Regions from separate parts of the Mus musculus genome. Here region 2 is linked to region 1. A link is a contact called in ENCODE Hi-C or POLR2A ChIA-PET data. All regions are on one chromosome and are shown on one strand. The core of a region is the stretch at or near the end of the contact, and the rest is flanking DNA. Distances in the headings are between cores, read along the strand shown. Region 1 holds the start of Relb (avian reticuloendotheliosis viral (v-rel) oncogene related B). Region 2 holds the start of Clptm1 (cleft lip and palate associated transmembrane protein 1).

Region 1 (4,938 bases), core at 670-3,169:
TCTGAGTTTGAGGCCAGCCTGGTCTACAAAGTGAGTTCCAGGACAGCCAGGGCTACACAGAGAAACCCTGTCTCGAAAAACAAAACAAACAAAAAAGAGAGTAGTAGAAGCAGAGAAAGGCAGAGAGAAGTAGAGAAGTAGAGGCCAGCCATGACCACGTGGAGAGAAGGGGAAAGGGAATGGGGAGAGAGGGGAGCAAGGGAGCAAGATGGAGGGGATGCATCAGCCCCTTTTATAGTGAGCCAGGACTACCTGGCTATTGCCAGAGAAATGTGGGGGTGGAGTACAGACAGAGTACCAACAGACAAAGCTTGCAAAGTGGGTACACTCATTCCCTCTCCACGGGGGCTCCTCCAATCCCATTTCCTACAAGCAGGTGGGCAGGGGCTGTGGGGGTTGCTCACCTGTGGTCCTGGAGACCGTTAGTGACAGGGAAGAGAGGTCACTGGAACCTGTGAGATGGAGACCTGGATTAACAAACAATGCAGGACCAGAGACTCTGATGAGCCTGCTCCTCTCTCTGGCTTGGTCCCTTGAATAAAGTCCCTCCTCCTTACCGAGCTCAGGTGCAGGCCAGCCTTCTCTAACTCCTTTTTTTTTTTCTTGGTTTTTCGAGACAGTGTTTTTCTGTATAGCCCTGAGCTGTCCTGGAACTCACTTTGTAGACCAGGCTGGCCTCGAACTCAGAAATCCGCCTGCCTCTGCCTCCCAAGTGCGCCACCACAACCGGCTCTTCTCTAACTCTTGAAAAAAGTTCTGGCTTTTCGTTTCTGCCTTTGACTCCGCCAATCATCACTCAATATCCGCTACTTTCCCCATTAAGGTGGGACTTGGAGGACTCCTGATGCCTCAGGAAAACCCCCGTCTCCGTTCTTCCCTCAGGGCGAAATCCGAGCCCCAATACTTCGTCACTGGAGAACTTTCCTCTCCCCCATCTCGCTGCAGGCCCCGCCCCTTTTCAATCCCATCGTCAGGCCCCGCCCTTCGTTTTCTAAACAGGCCCTGCCCTTTCCCTAGACCTGCCACTACGCCCCACTTTCCCCCACCCCAACCCAAGGGTAAGTCCCGCCCACTCACTGAGCCACACACCTCTTCTTGCTCTTGGAGCCTGACCCCGCCCCTATTTCCTGTCAAGCACAGTCCTGGATCCTCCTCCTCGAGGTCAGGCACCGCTCCTCCTTAAATCTTGAAGCTGGGCCCCGCCTCTTTCTTTGCCTCTAAAGGCCTAAGCCTTGCGGGAGAAGGGTCCCCCTTGTTTGGAGAGAATAAAGCCACTTCCTCGAATTAGGCTCCGCCCCTTACTCCTAAGAGCAGCCTCACCCACTCTGTAAACCAGAAGCCTCCTCTGAGTTTGCCCCGCCCCTGTGTGTATGGCTCCTCCCCTTCAGAGTTATGCCCCGCCCCTCCTCTCGACCGCCGCCCGGCCCGCCCCCTTCTTTGCCTCAGGCTCAGGCCCCGCCCCCTTCTCACTCCTTAGCGGGACGCCTAGCCTGTATCTCCCCGGCAAGACCCTTCACCATCCTCTACCTTCTGCCTTATCCCTCGCGCAGTGTCCCCGCCACCCTTGTACTCTCCGCACCGAAGCGCGAATCCTGCGGAAACCCGCAGATGACTCCGAGCGCCCCGAACTCCCCGAGCCCGAGCCCCGCCCCAGAGGTTCCACTCTGCTTACCCAAGGCCCCTAGCTCGGGCGCGGACTCTCTGGCAGCGCGGCGACTCGGCATGGCCCGGCCCGTAGGGACCGACAGCCCGAAGGCCAGCTCAGGGCGAGCGCACACGAGGGCAAGCCGGGCAGTCGGACAGCCCGGTCGGCTGGGACGATCACCGGCCGGGCAAGCGGTGCAAGGCTAGGGCCGAAGGCCGGGCTGGACGCACGGCGCCCGGGGCTGCGGGGGGCGCCGGGCCGAGCGGGCGGCGGGCGGGGGCGGGGCGGCGGAATTCCCCGGCGCCGCCGGCCTGCGCACCCATTGGCTCGTACCCCTCCGTGACGTCACGTCAAAGGGAATGGGAAAACCCCCGCTGCTCACGTGACTGCGGGGGCGGGGTCGGCCGGGAAGCGAAGGCTTGGCACTTCGCAGGGTCCGGGTGCGAGTCGCTGCCCATTGCCTTGGCCAAGACCACTGAGGTCCGTCCGGGTCCACTTGCGCCCTACCCACAGAACAAGCTGAGAAATGGGCATTCCATTTCCCCTACGAGGGCTTGAACCTGCTATCTTTCAGGCTGGCAAATGAAGCCAGGAGTGGGAAGTTAGCAGCCATTGATAATTTGTTTGAAGTAAAATTTACATAGGGTCTCATCTTGCCCAGACCGATGACCTTGAACTGCAGATCCTTTTGCCCCCATGGATCCTTCAGATTCGTCCCTCCACAGTGCTGGGACGACAGGCATGAACCACCACCTAGTCTATGCAGCACTGAGTGTTGAACCCAGGGCTTCATGAATACTGAGCTACAGTCCCAGCCCGTTGGTGATATATGGCACCTATAACCTATAGAAACCTATAGAAACTTGTATGTTCCATTCCCCTTCTATCATAGCATGTGTGATCAATGATTCAAGCAACCTACGCATAATTAAGCACTTGCCATATGCTGCAGCCTGTAATGAAAACTAGGGTACAGCATTACTAAAACCAGGCCCACTTCTTGCTCCAGAGGCAGAAAACTGCAGCAGTGAATGATGTGGCACCGGTATCTACTGTTGCACACCAAAGCAAAGAGCATTGTTTTGGTTTTGCTATGTAGCTCTGGTTGACATTGAATTCATGATAATCCATCTGCTTCAGCCTGAGTCCTGGGGATCCCAGGCACCTACCATCACGTCCAGCTTAGAGCAAACCTTTTCTTGCAATGAAAGACATTAGGCTCAGGCTTTGAGAACCAAATGGTCTTAATTTTCAAATGTGCCATCTTACATAAACAGCCAAGGACCAGAAACAGGGATGTGGCTATGTTCTATTAGAACATAATTTGATAAATATAGAAATGGGAATATCATGTAACTTTCACACTGAATCATATTCTTTTTCACTTTGTACCAGAGGGAAATGTTCCAGTGTCATAAGCAAGCCCAGGAGTGGACATCTCCCATAGAATAAGCTTGCCAGTCACACACACACACACACCAATCACTGCTTTCCTTGAGGTTTTCCAACTGTAGTGCTGAGGATGTGGCTTGTGATAGAATGCTTGTCTAGCATGTATGAGATTCTAGGCTGTGTTCTCAGCAGCACACAGAAAGATATTGTAGCCACAATATGCCCATTCTGGACAGACAGAGGCAGGAGATCCACTGACAAGTAGTGAGTTCCACTGCATAGCAGGCCCTTGTCTCAACGCAAACCAACAAAATAAAACAAAAAAGAAGGGGGAGAAGAGGGGGAAAATTGGGCTGGTGGTGTGGCTTAGTGGTAGAGCACCTGCCTAGCATGTTGGAGGACCTGTGTTGATTGCCTGGATCTGAGACACGACTGTGAATTCAAAAGCAAAACTGAGAGCCAGGTATGACAGCTCACACGAGTAACTTAAAACACTTGAAAGTCTGAGGCAGGAAATCACCACGAGTTCTAGGCCAGTCTGGACTACTTATAGCAAGACCCTGAATGAAAAGACAAGCAATCTCTCTCAAGAGAGTTGTAATTGGAAGGTCCTGAATCAAATATCCTGTGTTCAAATACTAGGTTTCCTGGACAATTATGCAATTCCAGGCAACTGATTTCACCACTCTGGACTTGAGTTTCTTAACAGGATGGCTTTAAAGACTTAAGGAGGTAGTCTAGTTGACTCTTGACACAGGTCTTCCATGCACCTGCACTATTCAAACTACTAAATACTTGTTAGGGTACATACACCAGGCTGGCCTCTGACTCCTGAGTACCATGATTAAATGTGTGTGATCCCATGGCCAGCTGGGAAAAAAAAAAACAACTGAGTTTCTCATCTGGAGGTACAGAATATCACAAACTTCAAAGAGCTGTTGTGAACACACACACACACACACACACACACACACAGCAACAATGCTGGACACTGTTCTCAAAGTTGGGGACAGTACATGGTGCATCCATGGTGTTTTCCATTTTTTATTCTTTCAAACAAGGTGTTAAATAGCCCAGGCTGGCCTCAGACCCAGCTTCTATTTCTGGTTGTGAGCCTAGCCTGTAACAGAGGAGCCATCTCTCCAGCCCCTCAGACCCAACTCAAAGCAGTGAGGATGACTTTGATGTCCTGACCCTTCTGCCTCCACCTCCCAAGTGCCAGGATTACAAGTGTGTGCCACTATGCCAAGTCTTGTTTTGTAGCCCAGGCTAGCTGAAAGTTTTTAAATCTGGATTGACCTCTCAAAATCAAGGATGGGGAATAACCACTGTGCCCAACACTACCTAGAATTCTGCTAAGTTGTGAGCTCCTCAGAACTGCCATGGAATGCTGGTCCTACTGTGTACACAGAACTGTTTTGTGCTGTTTGCCCAGACAGACTTGCGAAGGGTTAATAGAGACCCATCCACCAGTACCCCAATAAGGGCACTGGATATGTCCAGATGTCCGTGAAAGCAAATGGCACCAGAGTGGCTAGGATACAGTCATGTTTTCACAGGTCTTGGTCCAGTGAAGGAAGTCTCCTTGCCATGATGTACCAGTGGGCAGAGCCTCAGGACTAGGCGGTAAGGGGTGCCTGGGAACACCACCAATTGTATCCTGAAGGTACTTGTGTCCCAGAAAGGACTTGAGAGACTGGGGCTAGAGGTGAGGCTGTGGCAGAGCATGAGACAAAGGCTGGGGACATGCAGCAGCCCCCTGGGGATCACATTAGCTGTCTTCTGAGAGCACTGGGTCAGCAGGTGGAAGGGGAGCCCAGCAAGGAGAGTGGGTATGATACCTACCTGTGAGGCACCATCCCTGCTTGACTCAGCAGGGAGAAGTAGGTGGAGCCTGAAGC
Region 2 (4,938 bases), core at 839-3,338, 36 kb after region 1:
TGATTGTCAGGCCAGGAAAGGGTACACATGCTACTGACATAAGTATGCAAATACCATACTTATCACTGCACAGGGCAGCCCCACAGTGAGGAATTTGCCAACTCAAAGTGTCAATACCAAGGTGTTTTTAAGCTGGACAGTGGTGGCTCACAGCGGTATTCCCAGCACTTGGGAGGCAAAAGCAGGTGGATCTCAGAGTTCCAGGCCAGTCTGGGCTACAGAGTGAGTTCCAGAACTATAAAAACAAACAAGCCAGGGTATAATGGGCACACCTTTAATTCCAGCACTTGGGAGACAGAGGCAGGCAGAACTCTCTGAGTTCTAGACCAGCCAGGGCTACAAAAACGTGAGATGGCTACAAAGACAGTCTCAAAAAATTAATAAAAACGAAAAGGGGGGAGAGAAAAAGAAAAAGAACAAAGAAAGCCTAGTCTAGTCTAAAGAAAATAGTTCATGCCAGATCTTGATCTGCTTTAAAAAAAGAGAAAAAAGAAAAAGAAAAAAAAAATGTGTACTTTATCCTGAAGGCCAAAGTATGAGCATTAAAACTTTTCAAGCATAAGCTAGGATTAGAAGTAGACTGTCATCCCAGCACTTGGGAGGCTGAAGCAGAAGGGCCACCATCGGCCCTAGCTTCATAGGAAGACCCTGACCAAAGTCACAAAGCAAAGATTTAGAGCAGAGATGGGAACCAGAGAGGCTCCACATGTGACTGGAAGCTCAACAGTCTCTCACGCCACTGCCACCCAATAATCAACAGAAACTTACAGGAGCCAGTCCCAAGGACCAGAGGCTAGGACGTCCCTGCAGACCCCGCTGGTGTATTCACCACAGCAGGGATAAACCAGCAATTTCCTGAGCTGTGTGCACCCAAGGTCTGGTTGGAAATGCCAGAAAGACTCAGTCAGAAAAGGTGGGTTCTACCTCATCACTTGAGTGTATCTGTCCCCCTCCTTTGAGACCCTACAGCCCCTCATCCCGACTTCTGTCACTTCCCGAGTCTGTTTACGCTACCATCTCCTCTCCCACTCCCCTCACTGCAGGGACATGACTGGAGACATCTTTATAGCCATAAGGCTGGCCCTCTCGCCCAAGTCCTCCATTAACCACTGGGGAAATAAAGACCCAAAGGAAGAAAACTTGTCCAAGGTCACATCCAGTCAGCTACATGCACCCCTCCCAGTCGGTACTCCTCACCCCTGAGCTGCCTCCTACACGGCAGTGACATCCCAGTGGGTGGGTCGACAGCACCTTGCTTCCACTCCATCAATTCCAGCAGAAGCCTGCACGGTGCCTGAGTGAACTGCTATGCTCTGAGGTCTCAGTTTATTTGAGGTGGTAATGGGTTGGGAGGCAAACGCGCCTGGATCAATTATTTCTCTATTTATTTGATCAGCTTGGGCTAAAACAGCGCCCATCTCAGCCCAGACCACCCACAGTCAGCTTTTTCCTAGAACGGACACCAAAACTAACCTGGGTGACCTTCTACAAGCGCCTTCGTCTTGTCGTCCCTCGGATCCTTGTCTGTGAAATGGGTCGGTCGGCCTCCGCAGCCCATGCCCTCTACCCACCACAATTACCGTATTTGCCCTGAGCTTGAAAACTCTCAATTAACCAACCACTGCCCCCGATCTCGGGCACTGCGGAGCGGACCAGGAACACCAGCCCTCTCTAGAAACAGTGCTGGAGGCTGGAACCACACAGTCGAGGACCGAGTCTGCGCCCCTCCGCGCCACCCTCTCCTCCGCTCGAGCAAGGAGTCCGCTGGACGCCCGGCGCGAGCCTGCAGGAGACCCGGCGCGCAACAGGGCCGGGTTCCCGCCACCGTCCGGCCTCCTGGGCGGCCGGGCGCCGCCAGGGCCCAATATTCAAGGTCCCTCTGGGGCATGGAGCCCCCGGTGCACCGGGTTCCTCCAAAAAGGACAAGACACTCCCTGCAGGGGTGCCCCCCGCTGGGGAAGAGCCCCCTCAGGCACCTCTCGGCCTCCGTACCTGACCAGAGCTGCCTCCCCCGGCCGCCACCACGGCGCTGCCGGCCCCGTCCGCCTCCTGCGCCGCCGCCATCTTCCTGCTCCGGGTCCCCGCCCCCGCCGCCAGCCCCGCCCCGTCCCCGACGGCGCCAGCGCGATCGCGCGAGATTTTACGCTTAACCCGTCCCCACCAGGCTTCCGTATCAGAATGGAGCGCCTCAAGCCACGCCCTCTTGAAGGACCAACTAGGCCACCGTACTCGACGTCCGCCCCTTTCACCGCAATTTGGTTGTTTTGGTCTAGCAGGGAGTGACTTCTCCGAGTGCTTGAACTTTCTATAGCAGGAAATGCTCTTTTCATGGGTTCTACTTGTTACACTCGGCCAAGGTGGATGGTTATTTTTTTGATTGTATGGTCTTCCCAAGCAATTCCACCGCAGTTCGGATGGCCGTTTCTTCTCGGGTTTTACAAAGTCGATGGTTTCGGAGCTTTTCCGGCCACCGTAGCGATTCGCTAGAGCCACGCCCCTCTTGAAGAGAAAACCCCTCTCTGGCTGCGGATTTTCGACCTAAGGGGTGGTCATTACTTTGTTCTTTTCGCTTCTGATGCGATTTCCTTGTCTTAAGCTTTCGTCATCAACCCTCGGAGACTGTAGTTCATCCTTAGGCCGTATCTGCTTTCTTACGGACACCACACCTGGAAATGGGACCCTAGTCACTTTTTTCAAATAAAGACTCGTTTATTTGTTTTATGTACACGAGCACTGTATCTTTATGTCAGCAGAGGGCATCAGATCACCTTATAGATGGTTGTGAGCCACCGTGTGGTTGCTCGGAAGTAAACTCGGGACCTCTGGAAGAGCAGATATGCTCTTAGCCGCTGAGCCACCTTCATCCCGGACCTTAGCCGCTTTTAGGCCGCTTAGTTTAGCACTCGTCTTCCATTAGGGGTCTGTGCTTTCTTGCAAACCTCGAATCTTTAAACACAAAGACAGGATCTCATTCTGTAGCCCAGGCCGGCCTCAACTCCTGATCCTCCTGCCTCAGCCTCCAGAATACTGGGATTAAAACATAACATACATGAGAGTAATAATCCTATTTTCTCCTTTTGTTTGTTCGTTTTGATGGGTAAAGGGAAAGGTCTTGAAATGAAGCCCTGGCTGTGGCAAGCATAGAACTTGCGGCATCTTCTAGCCTCATCCTCAGGAGTGCTAGGAGTGCTATCGGGGATTACAGGTTATGTCTCAGCACATTAAACAAGTGAGAGACCAATTCCTTTGGGTTCAGACTCCATCTCAGAGAATCTGACTTAAGATTGAACTCAAGTAAACTAACAGGCCGGTACCTAGCACTAGTTCTAGGCTACACCGCAACAAGAGCTTGAATAAAAAGATCCTAATGCAATTGCTTTGGATTTGGCTCCTTGGTGGTCTTTTTGGGGTTCACGAACGTTTGTTTCATGGCACAGCACAAGAACACCATGATTTTACATTAGATACAAAATCTCTCAAATTGTTAGCTACAAAGTTAGTGAATTATATCAGTTACAAAAAGTTCTCAAATTTTATAGTAACTAAAAAGTCAAAGATTGTTAGACCACAATCAAGGACTGGGAGTGTTGGTGCTCGACTTTAGTCTCAGCACTGAGAAGGCAGAAGCCAGTGAATCTCTAACTTCACCTGTTTCAATAAGCAATTATAAGATACCCAACAGGAAGACTGAGAACTGAACACTGATCCTCTGGAAACAAGCCCCCTTAATTGGTGAGAGTGTCTATATCCCTACTAAAACACTCTTTAAAAAAAAATAGCCGGGTGTGCTGGCTCACACCTTTAATCCCAGCACTTGAGAGGCAGAGGCAGGCAGATTTCTGAGTTCGAGGCCAGCCTGGTCTACAAAGTGAGTTCCAGGACAGCCAGGGCTATACAGAGAAACCCTGACTCAAAAAAAAAAAAAAATTCATTATTTTATGTCTTCATGTATGGATGTGCACCATATATGTGCCTAGTGTCCTTGAAAGCCAGAAGAGGGCGCCAGGTCCCTGGAGCTGGAGTTACAGACTATTGTGAGTGGCCATGTAGTCCTGGAAATGGAACTCGGGTGCTCCAGAACAGCTAAGCCATCTCAGCTCCAACTAAAAATCTCCTTAACATAAGGGCCTGGAAAGATGTCTCAGCAGTTAAAAGCACTGGCTACTCTTTCAGAAGACACAGGTCCCTGACACCCTCACACATGCAGGCAAAACACCAATGCTCATAAAATAAGGATAAATAAGTTAGCAGGGTGGTGGTGCACACCTTTAATCCCAGCACTTATGAGGCAGAGCCAGGCAGATCTCTGAGTTCGAGGCCAGCCTGATTTACATAGTTCCCAATGAAGTCTGTATTAGTTACTTTCCTGTTGCTGTGATGACCAACAGCAAGTTTTGGAAGAGTTTATTTTAGCCTATAGCTCCCAAGAGTACAGTGTGGTGGGGGTGGAGGGACATAGGAGCAAGCAGCAGGCATGCTGGTTGGAACAAGAAACAGAGAACGTGTCCCCAAATGAATGTATTAAGCACAGAGAGGGAGAGGGAGGGAGACTGGCATATTTCCTCCAGTAAGGCCTCAGCTTCTAAGTGGCCCCAAACAGTACCACCAACTGAAGACCAGGAGTCCACACCTCTGATCGTATGGGGTACAGCCACATTCAAACCATCACACTGTAGGAGAAATGAACCCTCTCTGTAGGCAGTTTTCACTTCCTCATTGAGTTCTCACATTTCCTGGACCTGAACAGGAAGAGCAAAACAGGCCCCCAGACAGAGGCCTTTTCTTCTTCCCATTTTCCTTCATGCACCCTCTTCATTTTTCATTGTTCTATTCTGCCTCAGTTTCCCCCCAGGGAATACCAGCAGAGTTTCTACCTGTGTAGAAGGGCCTGGGCTTCCAAGCCAGACAGGTGTGATAGGGGACACCTGTAAAGATCAC

Evidence for each region. Hi-C counts contacts between places; a loop is a spot of excess contacts on that map. ChIA-PET counts read pairs that join two places held with the same protein, here RNA polymerase II (POLR2A).
Region 2: a loop to region 1 is called in a map of left cerebral cortex, with 7 times the contacts of the local background. The contact joins the promoter of Clptm1 here to the promoter of Relb in region 1. A Hi-C loop is called at or near these places in 4 of 37 maps with a recorded cell type or tissue (heart, left cerebral cortex and mature B cell). POLR2A ChIA-PET finds 5 or more read pairs at or near these places in 4 of 5 experiments (Patski and embryonic stem cell).

Annotation. Positions count from the first base shown.
Region 1 is chr7:19,627,519-19,632,456 of GRCm38, forward strand. It overlaps Relb (avian reticuloendotheliosis viral (v-rel) oncogene related B), which reads right to left and starts at 1,920. Exons shown (of 12, transcript NM_009046.2): 1 at 1,673-1,920; 2 at 405-452. The coding sequence starts at 1,724. Clptm1 (cleft lip and palate associated transmembrane protein 1) reads right to left here. Exons shown (of 14, transcript NM_019649.2): 14 at 4,062-4,938.
Region 2 is chr7:19,662,942-19,667,879 of GRCm38, forward strand. It overlaps Clptm1 (cleft lip and palate associated transmembrane protein 1), which reads right to left and starts at 2,089. Exons shown (of 14, transcript NM_019649.2): 1 at 1,993-2,089. The coding sequence starts at 2,064.